Linked DNA regions of Homo sapiens: all the other regions are linked to region 1. Evidence: chromatin contacts called from ENCODE Hi-C or POLR2A ChIA-PET data. All regions are on one chromosome and are shown on one strand. The core of a region is the stretch at or near the end of the contact, and the rest is flanking DNA. Distances in the headings are between cores, read along the strand shown. Region 1 holds the start of ZNF420 (zinc finger protein 420). Region 2 holds the start of ZNF571-AS1 (ZNF571 antisense RNA 1). Region 3 holds the start of ZNF850 (zinc finger protein 850). Region 4 holds the start of ZNF790-AS1 (ZNF790 antisense RNA 1). Region 5 holds the start of ZNF382 (zinc finger protein 382).

Region 1 (2,700 bases), core at 54-2,553:
ATCATAAAAGGCCAAGAGGTCTTGAAGTAAGTAAAAATAAGTTCAGGTTTACCAACAAACTCTACAGCCTTAAGTTACTTTCTGCCGGCCAAGGTTTTCTCATCAGAAAATGAGGACAAGTGTTTGACCTAGAATTTGGGAAATCTGACTAGTGCTGTACTGTGCTAAAATTCACTCTTCTTATGTATAACGTTGTTTTATTATTTTATTAGTTGATGGCCTCTCAACCGTACCCAGTAATAAGAGAAACTTTACCCTCTAATTAGAAAATAATGGATATCTACTTTTGGCCTGCTGTGGCAGAGGAAAAGGCAGTTACCCTAGGACTGGTTTTGAAATAATCTTTCTAAAAACAAAGAAAAAACTACGTTAATTTTGGATTCTTCCCGATAACACATATATTTGATCCAATAGAAAAATGATGTCTAAATTACTTGTCAGATAAATTGATTATCTTTTCCAGATTATTACATTACTATTTAAGGAAGAAATAACTTGGCCATAGTATTTTCACTGTCACACACGATCACACACAGCTCATTTGCTCTTGGCACCCTTACAGACACTGAAATACAAGCACAAAGAAAGCACGTTTATATAACACAGATCACCAGTTACTCAATTACGGCCACACACAAAAAAGCAGATATACATACAGATACCCTTCATAAGCAAACCACAATAGAGATCTGTGTAAAATCGTCTTACTCTGTTAGACGATTCTACACAGTTATAAAATCCCATTACTACGCAGCTTAAAGTACAAATCACCTCACACCCCACAGCAGGAAGAATCACACACAGGCAGAAACACAACCATACACACCCGGCCACGGAAAGACTCTCAGTCCACCTGGCATCTCCCATTGTCACACACACCCCAAGGGCCTGGGAGGGCACACACAGGGTCCTCTGCAAATCCGAGGTTCCGGCGGGTCCCCGCACCGGCCCCAGCTCCTCCCCCGCACCTGCCTGGCCGGCGGGTCCCACCCTCTCTCCTGCCAGGGGTAGACCCTGGGACCACTCAGCTCGCTCTCGCAGGCCCTGAGCGTCTGACGCCTGCGCACTGAGCGCGGGCGGGCGGGCACTCCCAGAAACCTCCGGGGCGCTGCAGGCGGGACAAGCAGGTTCCACAGGCCGAGCCCACGAGCCCCTCGAGGGGTGAGCGGCCCGGGCCTCCTGGCGTTCTGGCCGGCTAGCCAAGCGCTGGACTACATTTCCCAGAGGCACGGCGTCCGGAGCGCTGGACTACATTTCCCAGAGGCACCGCTCCCGGAGCGTAGCTTCATTTCCGTTAGTTTGCGAGATTTGGAGGCCTCGCGTGGGGAGAGGGCCGCGTCTGTGGAGGAGCTTGGCTCCGCACCTGCTGGGCTGGCGAACCCGAAATTGGGCTTGGAACCCGGGAGCCAGATCTTGGACCCTGAACTGCACCTCTGTCAAGGTAGGAGTGTCCGGGATGCCGGAGCGGACACGCGCGGAGAAAGCGTCGCTGGGGTTACTCGTGTGGCCGTGTCTCCGGTTTTGTGTGCAGGCTACAGCCTGCCTGGTATTGGCGACTGCCTGTGCATACACGACTGGACGTGTGTGGCTGTGGTTTTGTGTATGAGCATTTGTATGAGTGTGAGTTGTGACTCTGAGGGTGTTTGTGACTGTTTGCTTACCTGGCTGGGATATACTTATGTGACTGTGATTTTATGTGTGCCGCGTGTATAATTGGGGTTTGCCTGTGACTATGAAGTGTGTGACAGTTGTGACAAGAGTGTTTGGATGTTCTTGTGTCACTTTGAGGTTGTGTGTAAACCTGATATCGTGGGATGGATTTGCCAGTAAATTTAAGGTGTGTGACAGTGTTGCTGTGACACGGTGTTTATTACCGCGTGTTTCCCTGATTTCGTACTGGGTTGGGTGACTGTCTGATTGTGTGTGACTGTGGGGTTGTGTGTGCTGTTTTCATGACTGTGTAAAGAGACTAAAATTGCAGCTTTGAAAGGGTGTTTTTGGCGGTATGTGTCTCTGACAAGGTGCTTGGATGTAATTATATGCCTTGTACTTAATGGGATTTTGTTTGAGACAAGGTGGTCTAACAATGTAGCATAATTGGGTGATTGTGCCTCTAGCTGTGTAACTGTGGAAATGTGATTATGTGTGACTTTATGTGGCCATTTGTATATTCTGTGACCTTATGGGGGTTTAGTCCAGTACAGAAGTAAATTTCTTTTTGGTATTTCTGGGGTTCATTTGGGGCTGAGGTCTGCCTATGGATTGTGAGTCCCATGTGGCTCTGTGCTCCTCCCATGTGGCTCTGAGGACTTAAGGACTTTTTGATTTGACCACAGTGGCTGCCCTTTCATCCATGGCCTGTATTGCTTCATTTCTGTATCCATCCTCGGTTCACCTTGGGAAATGTAGTTACTTACGAGTTCACGACTTCTTCCCTGCGTCCTCTTGCCTTATAGCCTTAAGGGGATTGGGTGCAGGGAAGTGGCAAGAAGTAAGGAAGTCAGACATTTGGACACCTGAGTGATGAATAGGAGTTATTTGCAAGTTACAGACCTGGTCTTAGGATGAGAATTTTAGGGCTGATAATACCTTCAAGACAGCCACTGGATGCTGTGCGCGGTGGCTCACATCTGTAATCCCAGCGCTTTGGGAGGCAGAGGCGGGTGGATTACCTGAGGTCATGGTTTCACCATGACCTCT
Region 2 (2,700 bases), core at 165-2,664, 470 kb after region 1:
AAATTTATGTATCTTAAGAATATACATTAATATAGAGTTTAAATATCAAATAAAGAGGGTTTTTTAAAGTTGAAACAATGTATCAGAGGATAAAAAACCATAAAACATTTGTTTAAATTTAAAGGATTTGTTTAATCTGCCCTATTAATTGCAATTTTCACAGTTAACTAGTACTATTTTTTATTTAAATAATAGTATGTATGTAACAGAATAGTAAAGATGTAACCTGTGGATGCTGTTTTACAGCAGCAGAAACTGGAACACATGCAGTCTCATGATTGTCCTACTCTTTTGCCAGATCATTGCATTGTCTGCCCAGGCACCCCTCATCCCATCTCTCTCCATCCCTTTTCTTACCTTTTCATGTTCCTTGTCTTTTCATGACAGCATTTATCAATGTCTGAAAGTAGAATGTTGTTGATTGACTCTCTCTTCAACTAGAACATAAGCAATGAGCGGCCCAGCCTTTGTCCCACACACTGCAGTGTGTCCCACTTCTAAGAAAGTGTCCAACACACAGCAGGAACTCAGTCAGCATTTCTTGAATGAATTAAGTGAAGTGATGCATACAGGCCACATTCTGAGCTGCTGGAGGAGCCAGTAGTTGATTACCAAACTCTAGTCCTTTATCTTGGTGTCCTGATGTCCTGACTGATACACAGTTTGTAGGCAAATAGCTGGTGGGGTTTAGTAGTATGGGATAGAATAAAGGGAGATGTAATTGGGACACTCTCCACATTATCTGCCCCCATGAAAAGCTAGTTCCAGGTGTTGCCATCTCTGCCCCACACTGGGCTTGCCTTAGTCCTCGTTCCCGCCTTTTCCAGACAGCAGTGCTGAGAAGCAGGAGCCCCTGAGCTTGGAGACGCAGGAAGAGCCCTGGGAGGCCCAGATCAAAGGGAGGCAGTCAGCTCATGGAGCCGAGGAATGTTCTGCTGACACCCACCCCGAGGGTATCCGGTATGTTTCTGTGCACCAGCGACCCCTCCACACCTCACCAGATTGGTTCCCCAGCCCCGTGGGACCCAATTCCGGGTCAATTCCAATTTGATTCCAGTCCAGAATCAAATCAGAAGAGCAATCCCGAGTGCCCACCTCACGGTCTGAAGCACCTCCTCCTACACCCGGACCCAAACACGAGGTCGGCTCAAGGAGGCACTGAGGTCACGACAGTCAGGGTCCTGCGCTGCTTGTCGCATGCAGTCTCCTTCCCCGAACCGCCGCCTGCACGGCCTCCACTGTTTTCCTATTGGGCTGCAGCCTGAGAGCCCTGACAATGCGGCCCACAAACCGGGAACGCGAAAGTGCACGTACCAGGCGCGATCACCAGGCGCTAGCGCTGAGGGGGGACTCGCGTCACAGTAACCGCCACCGTTGCCGGGGGACTGGCCCCAGCGGCTTGGCCCCCAGGCGTCTGTGGCAGTGCGTCCCCTCTCCGCGGGATCGTCGCCATGGTCCTGCGATCCTAGGAGTCGGGCAAGGCCGAACCTGCCTGAAGAAACCTCAAGCGGAGATTCAAGGAAGCACCACGTGATCCCTAAGGATCCCAAAGATGCGTCGGGCATGCATGGGCGGTGTGAGGGTGCGTCTCCCTGACAGGTGTCCCCGCTGGGATTTCGAGGTACGGCCTGCCTGTGTTCCCCGGGGCGCTCTCTTTCCGGAGGGGTTTCCTGGCAGAGAGCAGAACCGCGCAGCCTCAGGAGCTGCCTGGCTGTGTGTGTTTCTGTGCGACTGTTGGATGTTTCCGTGTGTCTTTCTGTGTGTGCGTGTGAGTGTGTGTGTGGTGTGCGGTGAAAGAAATGTGGCTCGTGCAGTGAAGCGCGGTTTCTCTGTAGTTCGCCTACGCTCTGATGCGCCCGTCTCTTTGGCCGGGCTTGGGTTGCGGGGCAAGCGTTCTTTGTTTCGCTCTTGGTTCCTAAAGCCTCGGTGAAGTGGGGGGCTGGCTGCGACCCGCAAACGTCCAAATCACCTCCCCTCCCAAGCCGCCCACTCTTCCAGAAAGAAGACCAGCACACGACAACCAAGAACAAATTCCTCCAGGGGCCCATGGTCCTGCGGCACACCCAAGGCTGGACGGACCCTAGCTGTCCTGTCCTCAGTACCCCCTTGAGCCCACTTCTAATTCGGTGGCTGGCGGAGTCGCAGCTTCAGGACCTGAGGCGGGCACTCCTTCATCCTCTTCAGATTTCATTCTGGATTAAAGGATGTGTGCAGAAAAAAGGTCAGATGGGGGTGAAGATACAATCCGCTGAGGTGTGGAGGAGGTCTCGCACCTTCACCTGCAGAACAGGTGCAGACAGATGTCAAAGAAACTGTTTCCAACGCCATCCCCTTTTCCTCTTCACTGTACAACCTGTCCACACCATGGCGCTGTGCTGGCGATAGAAGACACGAGTGTTCGGAGAACCTTTGGACCGAAGACTGTCGCCTTTCTGGCCAGGTCCCCTGTTGGACCCTGGTTCCCCGAGGCACATGGGAGTGGGATGGATTGATCCTGCCTGGGCTGCGGCCTCTACTCTGTTCTCCCTCTTTTCTTGCCTTCCCTGATTCTCGTCGGCCCAGGTTTTCCTTGGTCTGGCTCACAGTCCTCCAGAACGTCCTTCACAGCAAATGTTTCCCAGTTCGTCCAGGACCACCTTGGCGGGGACGTAGGTGATGAGTGTTTCCTTCTCAACACTCACATTTCTTAATGACTGGGTA
Region 3 (2,700 bases), core at 43-2,542, 310 kb before region 1:
TTGGCCCGGGACCAATCAGGAGCTGAAGTGAAAGTTTGGGCCGGGACCAATCAGGAGCTGAAGTGAAAGTTTGGCCCGGGACCAATCAGGGGCTGAAGTGAAAGCTTGGCCCGGGACCAATGAGGGGGTGAAGTTATGATTCAAAGAGGCCGCGCTCACAGTCTAAAGCATGTCCAAAAAAGGAAAGTGGCCGCCGGAACCTGTTAGTCCAAGCTGCACCGTTTCGTAAGCCCCCACCATTTCACAGACCCTGGTCAGAGGGAAACATTCCACCCGGGTTTGGGCTGTGCGAAACATCCTTCCCAACCGCCTGACTTCCTTATCACATCCTGCTGGGCAAAAGCCCAAGAAACATCCTTATCAACTTTCTCCCAGGCAACAAGCCATACCGCCCAGACCCCTCCTGCCCAGGCCTGTAATTACCCCAGCCTGGAAGCGGCAGTGGGCTCTGGCATTTAGTTGGTCCCCGCCATAGAGCCGCCAACTCTCTCTCTTTCTTTAACCCTCGCCTTCCCTTCAAAATCTAACAGAGCCCACCGTGTACATGCCCACAAAAGAAGCGACTATTTCGTGGAAGCCCGCTGGTCACACAAAGGACAAAGGCGTTTCTATGTTGGGCCTCGGTCCCTTATCAGTGCAGCTGAGGAATGTCTTCAGGACAACCCCCCTGTGGAGTTTTCCTTATGTATGCCTGCAGCCTGATTTTTCAGGCTGTTTCTCTGTTTAAAGGACTTTTACCAAGGTCCCACCCTAACTGCCTAAAGAGTTTTTTCTCTCAAGGGGACACACAAAGTCCCAATCGCACACATGCCTCCGCATATCCACTTACCCACTGCCTCACAGCCAATCACACTCTCCTCTCTCACATACACCAAGGGGCCACACAAGTTGCACTTGCACAGCCACAGACCTGCAACTCACGCACACAAGGTACTGCACAGACACGCAAAGTCACACACCCACCCCGGGACACGCAGTCCAACCACACAGTCACCGGTTCTTCACATCCGCACGCACAACGAGGGTCGTCCAGGACACACACACCCACTCCGGGCGCGCACAGTCACAAGCGCCCACCTGATCACCCAGAGTCAGCACCACACAGCCACAGTCACAGACCACGGAGACCCACGGCAGCCATCGCGATCACACACGCAAACTCCTCTCCTCAGCCCTCCACACACAAAAGGACCGGAGCCGGATTCCTCACCCTCAGCATTCTCTGGTTCCGCTCGGGGCCAGCCTAGCCAAGTTCCTCAGGACTCCAAGGCGCGGCGGCAGCTAAATCGGCACAGCAAACGGTCCCGCCACCTGGCTAAGAGGAAGCCAAAATCTCGCGAGACGTGGCGTCGGCCTGCGGGATCCTCTGGGAAATGTAGTCCAGAGCCCGACTGCGGGCTTCCCTATGCCTCTCATTTCCAAGCCTGGCTTGTTTCCTTTTACCGCTCCTCTCCAACGAGGATCGCAGAGCCCTCATGCCGAGCGGCTCGCTATGGGGCCGGCTCGCCCGCTAGAGTGGTCAGGCCTGATTATCCCTGGCAGCTCTGTTATCTGGGGTAAGACACAGGAAAACGTGCTTCCGGTTCTCGGCGGAAGTAGCCCCGAACGGTAGAACCGATGGGAAATGTAGTCCAGGGCAGAAAAGCGGTCAACCCAGCCACGATGCGAGCCAAAGGATTCTTGGCTCCAAGCCTGGTCCTGGCTGTTAGTTTGGAACTCATGCACCCAGATGCTAACTCGCCCTCAGAATGCAGAGGGGATGAAACACTGACCGGACAATTCAATCTGTATATGGGTGAGTCCAGGGCTCAGTCTGCATTGCGCGGAAAATGAAGGTGAAGGTGGAGGTGGGACCTGATGGTCTCGTCCCGGATAGGGTTGAAGAAGTGGGAGAAAAGGAATCAAAATCGTGGATGGGATAAGATTGTGCGCGAATGCTCTCTGGGAGCGGATCGTGGCCGACGAGGGCCCGAAGATGCTGCCTTGTGATCGCAGGTGTGAGTGGAAGCTGTGTGAGTGTCAATGTGAGTTGCCTGTTTGGGAGACCAGCATTGTATTTTTGTATCAGGTAGTAACCTTGGAGCCAGGTATTTGTAAAATTATGATAAGAGGGCATCATTCTGGAGCATCGATTTTATTTGGAGGTTGACAGGAGAGGGAAAAAAACCCCTAATATCTGATAAACAACATAAATAGATTTTTATGTTAAAGTAGTTATATTTATTACGGTCTAGAATGCAAATCCAACATGGCTTTTAAAGCAAGAAAGATTTTTTTTATACAAAGTCAAAGGTATTATTTTTATACACTTACTACAAAACATACAAATAGTATACCAAGCCTAAGAATATAAAGAGTCTAGCTTTAATTAATTGAATGTAAATTTAAAAACAAGCATCTAATAAGTAGTCCTTTTCACACATCGAAAAGCCAATTTCGGAATTTTTTTAAAAACTCAAATTACAAAGTAACAAATATCTGGTGTCTTAGTAACTTGAAGATCAGTACTAATGATTAAGCCAGCTTATATGCTAATATGATACATGAAAAAGCCTGTATTTCACAAATAGCAAACCACTAAAACTTTAATTTTCCACAGAAGCCATTGTTTCACACCAATAATTATGTTAAAGATCAAGACAGGCTAAAAGTTTTTAATGAGCACTGAATCCATTAAAACTTGGCAAATTTTTCCACGAA
Region 4 (2,700 bases), core at 175-2,674, 280 kb before region 1:
TGAGCTCAGGCAATCCAGCCGCCTCGGCCGCCCAAAGTGCTGCGATTACAGGCGTGAGCCACCGCGCCCGGCCTATTTTATTTTATTTTAAGACGGAGTCTCACTCTGTCGCCCAGGCTGGAGCGCAGGGGCGGGATCTCGGCTCACTGCAACCTCCGCCTCTCCGGCTCACTGCAACCTCCGGCTCACTGCAACCTCCAACTCTCCAACTCTCCAACTCTCCAACTCTCCAACTCTCCAACTCTCCGGTTCACGCGATTCTTGTGCCTCCGCCTCCCGACTAGGTGGGATTACAGGCGCCCGCCAGCACGCCTGGCTAATTTTTGTATTTTTAGTACAGACGGGGGTTTCATCATGTTGGCGGCCGGACTGTTCTCTAACTCCTGACCTCAAGTAATCGGCCCGCCTCGGCCTCCCAAAGTGCTGGAACTACAGGCGTGAGCCACCGCGCCCGGCCCCATTTCCTTTATTTTATTTTACTATGTTCAGACGGAGTTTCGCTCTTGCTGTCCAAGCTGGAATGCAGTGGCGCGATCTCGGCTCACCGCAACCTCTACCTCCCAGGTTCAAGCGATTCTCCTGCATCAACCTCCGGAGTAGCTGGGATTACAGGCGCACGCCACCACGCCCGACTACATTTCCTTTATTTTATTTTTATACTTTACTAGCCTGTTTGTTGATCACAAGACTGGCGGTGCACAAGGTTGGGTCTCGGTGTTCACCGGGCGGTGGGCGTGGGCGAGGTGGGAGGGTCTCCAGCGCCTGGTGCTAATCTCCAAGAAAGTGCAGGAAACAGCACCAAACGTGATTGCAAAGTTTTGGTTTGGCGCGGCGGGTAGGCGTTCCAGCGCAGAAATGCGCAGGAAAGTTTCTGCTGTGCTTGTAGGAAGGTCGGCCACAAGCACTTCTTTTGTTTTTTGAAACCGAGTTTCGCTCTGTCGCCCAGGCAGGAGTGCAGTGGCGTGATATCCGCTCACTGCAAGCTCCGCCTCCCGGGTTCACGCCATTCTGCGGCCTCAGCTTCCCGAGTAGCTGGGACTATAGGCGCCCGCCACCACGTCTGGTTAATTTTTCGTATTTTTAGTAGAGACGGGGTTTCACCGTGTTAGCCAGGATGGTCTCGATCTTCTGACCTCGTGATCCGCCCGCCTCGGCCTCCCAAAGTGCTGGGATTACAGGCGTGAGCCGCCGCGCTCGGCCGGCCCCAAACACTTCTTATTGGCTAATCTGGAGCAAACCTGCATATCCATTGGCTGAAAGCTCCGTCTATTTTAGGGTGACTGAGAGCGTCTCTTCCTTCTGTGTTGCCTGGAAACGGACTGTTCGCCTAGTAACATCTGATCACGTTTCCCATTGGTCACCGTTTCCGGAAGCCCGCTCTCCCGTTTCCGGAATCCCCGCAGGCGCTGGGTCTGCAGATGGCGTCCAGGTACACAGTGGCGAGTGTGATTCCGCAGTCTTGGGCTGTTTGGCCAAGCGCCCGCCGGACATGGTACGCCGAAGGGTCATCGGCGTGGAGTCCTCGCTTTCAGCGTCCGCGGCTGGGAAATCGGCCATCGCTACGGCGGGAACTGGGACTCGGGCTGCGTCCCGGCCCTTCCACATCGGTCCACCGCACTCGTGGGCGCCCGCATTGGTGCTGACATAATTTCCTGACCTCTGACCCGTATTGTCTCGCGATTAAAGGTAAAAAACGGGGCTTTTTCATCCCACTGGGGTAAAACGCCCTTTTATTTCTAGCCAGGTGTTCTGTTGCAGAACGCCTCGAAGGGAGGGAGTGACCGGCAGGTTGAGGTTTATTAAATAAAATACATTCCTGGTTTATATTATGTTTATAATAAAGCACCCCACCCTTTAAAAAATCTCACGTTTTGCCAGTTGCATTATTTAGTGGACTGTCTCTGATAAGGACAGCCAGTTAAAATGGCATTTTGTTGTTGTTGCTAATTAAACCAATTTTTAGTTTTGGTGGTTTTCCTAACAGCAGCAACTTCTCAGGCTTTATAAAATCATATTTCTTGTGGGAAATTTCTGTGAAAGGCGCAGCGAGTTAGTTTGGAATTGTTTTAAAGGAAGTAAGTTCCTGGTTTTGATATCTTAGTAGTAGTATTTTCCCCAGTGTCTTTGAAATCTTATTTTTGGAGCACGTATGTAGAGTAACTTTTGTGAAAGAAACAACTTTTATTTTTTATTATTATTTTTTTTTGAGACGGAATTTCGCTCTCGTTGCCCAGGCTGGAGTGCAATGGTGCAATCTCTGCTCACTGCAACCTCCGCCTCCCGGGTTGAAGCGATTCTCCTGCCTCAGCCTCACGAGTAGCTGGGATTATAGGCATGTGCCACCACGTCCAGCTAATTTTGTATTTTTAGTAGAGATGGGGTTTCTTTATGTTGGTCAAGCTGGTCTCGAACTCCCGACCTGGGGTGATCTGCCCGCCTCGGCCTCCCAGAGTGCTGGGATTACAGGTGTGATCCACCGCACCTGGCTGATTTCATATATATATCTTCCTAAATCCTTTAAAAAGTTAGTGGATCTCTTACTTTTGTAGGATTTATTTCATAGTGTGAATGAGACACCTGTAGGCTCCAGGTCTCTGTCTTCATGAGGTGTGAAGATTCAGTGCTTTATAAAACAGTCCCCACATTCTTCAAAGGCCTTGTTCTTAATTCTCAGCACGCTTGTGCTTCTGACATTGTTAC
Region 5 (2,700 bases), core at 117-2,616, 470 kb before region 1:
AGGCGGGTGGATCACCTGAGGTCAGGAGTTCGAGACCAGTCTGACCAACATGGTGAAACCCCGTCTCTACTAAAAATACAAAAATGAGCCGGGCATGGTGGTGCATGCCTGTAATCCCAGCTACTCGGGAGGCTGAGGCAGGAGAATTGCTTGAACCCGGAAGGCGGAGGTTGCAATGAGCCGAGATTGCGCCACTGCACTCCAGCCTGGGCAACAAGAGCAAAACTCCATCTCACACACACACACAAAATCTTTGGAGAAACGAATCCTACTCCTGGGGCCTCAATATCATATCTTCCCAGAACCTTGCCTTGGGAGCAATTCCAGCTCTAACATCTCCATATCAAACACGAGGCTGTGCATATCAGAACACAGCCTTGTCCATGTGAAACACAAGGCTGTGCTTTTTCAGTTGGAAACTTCATTCTGGATCTCAAATATCCAACTTTCTTTTCGATAGCCATTTGACTGCACACTGTGCAACGTGGTTATAAGGTGAAATGACTGAGGCAGTGAAAGAAATCCCAGTATAACAAACTCCAAGAAACCACGTAACTTAAAATTGGCCCCAGAGGTTGGCGAGGCTGCATGCCACTGTGTATTATGCATTATGAAAGCGACAGGGGCCATGCTTTAGAACAGAAGGTCTCAGAGTCTTCACAGACACAGATCGAGCCATACGGGGACCTTGTCCACGTATTCCTGAGCCCCAGAACTGCAGAAATCAAACTCTACAAAAGCTGCACCAGGCCAGTTTTGATCACAGTCTCCAGTGGGTCACAACAGCGCTGTCACAGGATCACTGATAACAGCATGACACATTCATAGTCACCGCTCAGCGCCGTCACACAAACGGCCCCGCCCCCACTCAGTCCCGCGGGCCCAATCGGGGACAGTCAGGGCTGTCCCGGGCTGTGCACCTGCTGTGCACACACACCCCCTGCTGTGCACACCCCCCGCCCCCCCGGGACCATCACAGGCGCGCCCACTCACACCACCACACACGGACGCAGCCACAGAACGGCACACACAAACACAATCACACAGTCTCCCTCCCCAGCAGGTGACTTGCACACAGGCCTGGGGCTTCTGCCTCCACAAACCCTCTCCGCGTCCCATGAACCCAGGTCCCCTGCCGTGAGCTCTTCTCGCATCCAGACCCGGGTCACCTCAACTCACCACATGGAAAACGAACACCAGGTCAACGGAAAAGGGAGCCGGGGTCCTGGCAGAAGCGTAGTGCCAGCCGCAATAGGGCGGCCGTGGGTGCAAACGGAGGGGAGCGCCGGCAGCTAGCACCGCGCGGCGACTAACGGGCCGCCCCGGAGACTCCTGGGAGCTCAGGCCCACGCGCGAGTGCGCAGGCGCAGACGACTCACCCTGGGCCGGGGGTGAGGCTTGGTGGGTGCCAGGGGTGCTGAGGAGGCCAAGGAGGGCACTGGGAGCTCCGTTCCGGGAGAGCTGTCTAAGGACGCGGAACCGGGTGGGGAGGCCAGGGAGGTAACCAAGAGTCCGAGCCGGGCCTGGAAATTCTGAGGAGGAAACCGGGACCGCGGTATCCAGACGCTCCGATCTGTACGAGCCGGGCCTCGGGCGTGGTCCATGGGCGTGACCTTGAGGGTGACCCGGAGCGAGCTCCGCGAAGGGGGATTTTGCCCGTTCTGATCCCGCGGAAGCGCCATCGCTGGCGGCGGGTCCCCGCGCGGAGCGGGCGCTGTGTGTTCGCGCGCGCGGGCGCGCGCTGAATAGGGGTGGCCTCCTGCGCCCAACCTGCTGCATTTTAGGTGCTTGCCTCTCTTTGGGATGTTGTGGCCGATTGTGTGTGAAAAGTGAACGGAGTAGTGTTGCTGCGCGAGGTTTCCTCTGCGTGTGTCTATTTTTAGATTAGGTGTGAGTCGCATTTGAGACTGCCTTTGAGTGTGGAGAATTGCAAGTGATTTGTAGGTGTGGTTGTGACTGCCTGGAGTCGTGTTAGCTGCTGTCTGAGGTTGTGAATGACAAGTGGGGCCTGTAGGTTGGTGGTTCTCTGAAGGATGTTTGATTGACTGTGACTCTGCATGTGTTTGTAACCTACTGTTACTTCTGGTGGTTTTGTGGCCTTAGTGACCTAAATATTTGAATGATTGAGGAACTCTGTTATGACCATGGCTAGTTGGTTATGTAAGACTTGATTATCTGAATAGTAGCCATTAAGCCTGCCTCCAAAACTGTAACTAAGTAGCAATTTAGCAAATAAAATAGAGATAACAGTATCAGAGGGGAAGAGATGATTTTCATAATTCCCAGATTCATTTCCTGGAAACACCATATTAACTAAAACCAGTATGTTGAAATGAATAGCATTCCATTGGGGACATGCAGGAAATTTTTTTTTTTTTTTTTTTTTTACCATAACTACCACTTTTGTTGTTGTTTTTTGTTTGTTTTAAGACAAGGTCTTGCTCTTTTGCCCAGGCTGGAGTGTAGTGGCATGATCTCTGCTCACTGCCACCTCTACCTCTGAAGTTCAAGTGATTCTCCTGCCCCAGCTTCCTGAGTAGCTGGGACTACAGGCTTGTGCCACCACGCTCGGCTAGTTTTTGTATTTTTAGTAGAGATGGGGTTTCACCATGTTGCCCAGGCTGGTCTTGAACTCCTGACCTCAAGTGATCCCCTCCCCCCGCCCCCTCGGCCTGCCAAAGTACTGGGATTACAGGTGTG

The links. Hi-C counts contacts between places; a loop is a spot of excess contacts on that map. ChIA-PET counts read pairs that join two places held with the same protein, here RNA polymerase II (POLR2A). Pooled maps may share reads with other maps.
Region 2: a loop to region 1 is called in a map of endothelial cell of umbilical vein, with 19 times the contacts of the local background. The contact joins the promoter of ZNF571-AS1 here to the promoter of ZNF420 in region 1. A Hi-C loop is called at or near these places in 1 of 168 maps with a recorded cell type or tissue (endothelial cell of umbilical vein), 6 of 37 single-sample maps with no recorded cell type and 5 of 50 pooled maps.
Region 3: a loop to region 1 is called in a map of CD8-positive, alpha-beta T cell, with 15 times the contacts of the local background. The contact joins the promoter of ZNF850 here to the promoter of ZNF420 in region 1. A Hi-C loop is called at or near these places in 13 of 168 maps with a recorded cell type or tissue (B cell, CD4-positive, alpha-beta T cell, CD4-positive, alpha-beta memory T cell and 7 more), 24 of 37 single-sample maps with no recorded cell type and 30 of 50 pooled maps. POLR2A ChIA-PET finds 5 or more read pairs at or near these places in 2 of 52 experiments (HEK293 and WTC11).
Region 4: a loop to region 1 is called in a map of CD8-positive, alpha-beta T cell, with 21 times the contacts of the local background. The contact joins the promoter of ZNF790-AS1 here to the promoter of ZNF420 in region 1. A Hi-C loop is called at or near these places in 2 of 168 maps with a recorded cell type or tissue (both CD8-positive, alpha-beta T cell), 9 of 37 single-sample maps with no recorded cell type and 14 of 50 pooled maps. POLR2A ChIA-PET finds 5 or more read pairs at or near these places in 2 of 52 experiments (CD4-positive, alpha-beta T cell and WTC11).
Region 5: a map of naive thymus-derived CD4-positive, alpha-beta T cell shows a loop between it and region 1 (19-fold over the local background). The contact joins the promoter of ZNF382 here to the promoter of ZNF420 in region 1. A Hi-C loop is called at or near these places in 2 of 168 maps with a recorded cell type or tissue (CD4-positive, alpha-beta memory T cell and naive thymus-derived CD4-positive, alpha-beta T cell), 2 of 37 single-sample maps with no recorded cell type and 10 of 50 pooled maps. POLR2A ChIA-PET finds 5 or more read pairs at or near these places in 7 of 52 experiments (CD4-positive, alpha-beta T cell, CD4-positive, alpha-beta memory T cell, HEK293 and 3 more).

The regions. Positions count from the first base shown.
Region 1 is chr19:37,077,130-37,079,829 of GRCh38, forward strand. It overlaps ZNF420 (zinc finger protein 420), which reads left to right and starts at 1,304. Exons shown (of 5, transcript NM_144689.5): 1 at 1,304-1,441. It overlaps LOC105372390 (a long non-coding RNA gene), which reads right to left and starts at 1,068. Exons shown (of 2, transcript XR_001754095.2): 1 at 969-1,068. RefSeq lists a silencer at 760-1,049 and an enhancer at 1,140-1,379.
Region 2 is chr19:37,547,535-37,550,234 of GRCh38, forward strand. It overlaps ZNF571-AS1 (ZNF571 antisense RNA 1), which reads left to right and starts at 1,415. Exons shown (of 6, transcript NR_038248.1): 1 at 1,415-1,621. LOC124904708 reads right to left here. Exons shown (of 2, transcript XR_007067248.1): 1 at 358-2,700.
Region 3 is chr19:36,771,515-36,774,214 of GRCh38, forward strand. ZNF850 (zinc finger protein 850) reads right to left here and starts at 1,293. Exons shown (of 5, transcript NM_001193552.2): 1 at 1,211-1,293. It overlaps LOC728485 (a long non-coding RNA gene), which reads left to right and starts at 1,639. Exons shown (of 2, transcript NR_164117.1): 1 at 1,639-1,995. RefSeq lists a silencer at 833-1,127 and enhancers at 1,114-1,253, 1,394-1,553.
Region 4 is chr19:36,796,126-36,798,825 of GRCh38, forward strand. ZNF790-AS1 (ZNF790 antisense RNA 1) reads left to right here and starts at 1,425. Exons shown (of 6, transcript NR_040027.1): 1 at 1,425-1,686. RefSeq lists silencers at 987-1,056, 1,067-1,226 and an enhancer at 1,647-1,716.
Region 5 is chr19:36,603,947-36,606,646 of GRCh38, forward strand. ZNF382 (zinc finger protein 382) reads left to right here and starts at 1,367. Exons shown (of 5, transcript NM_032825.5): 1 at 1,367-1,401. It also overlaps a transcript of ZNF529 not described here. RefSeq lists enhancers at 639-778, 1,759-1,818 and a silencer at 1,339-1,398.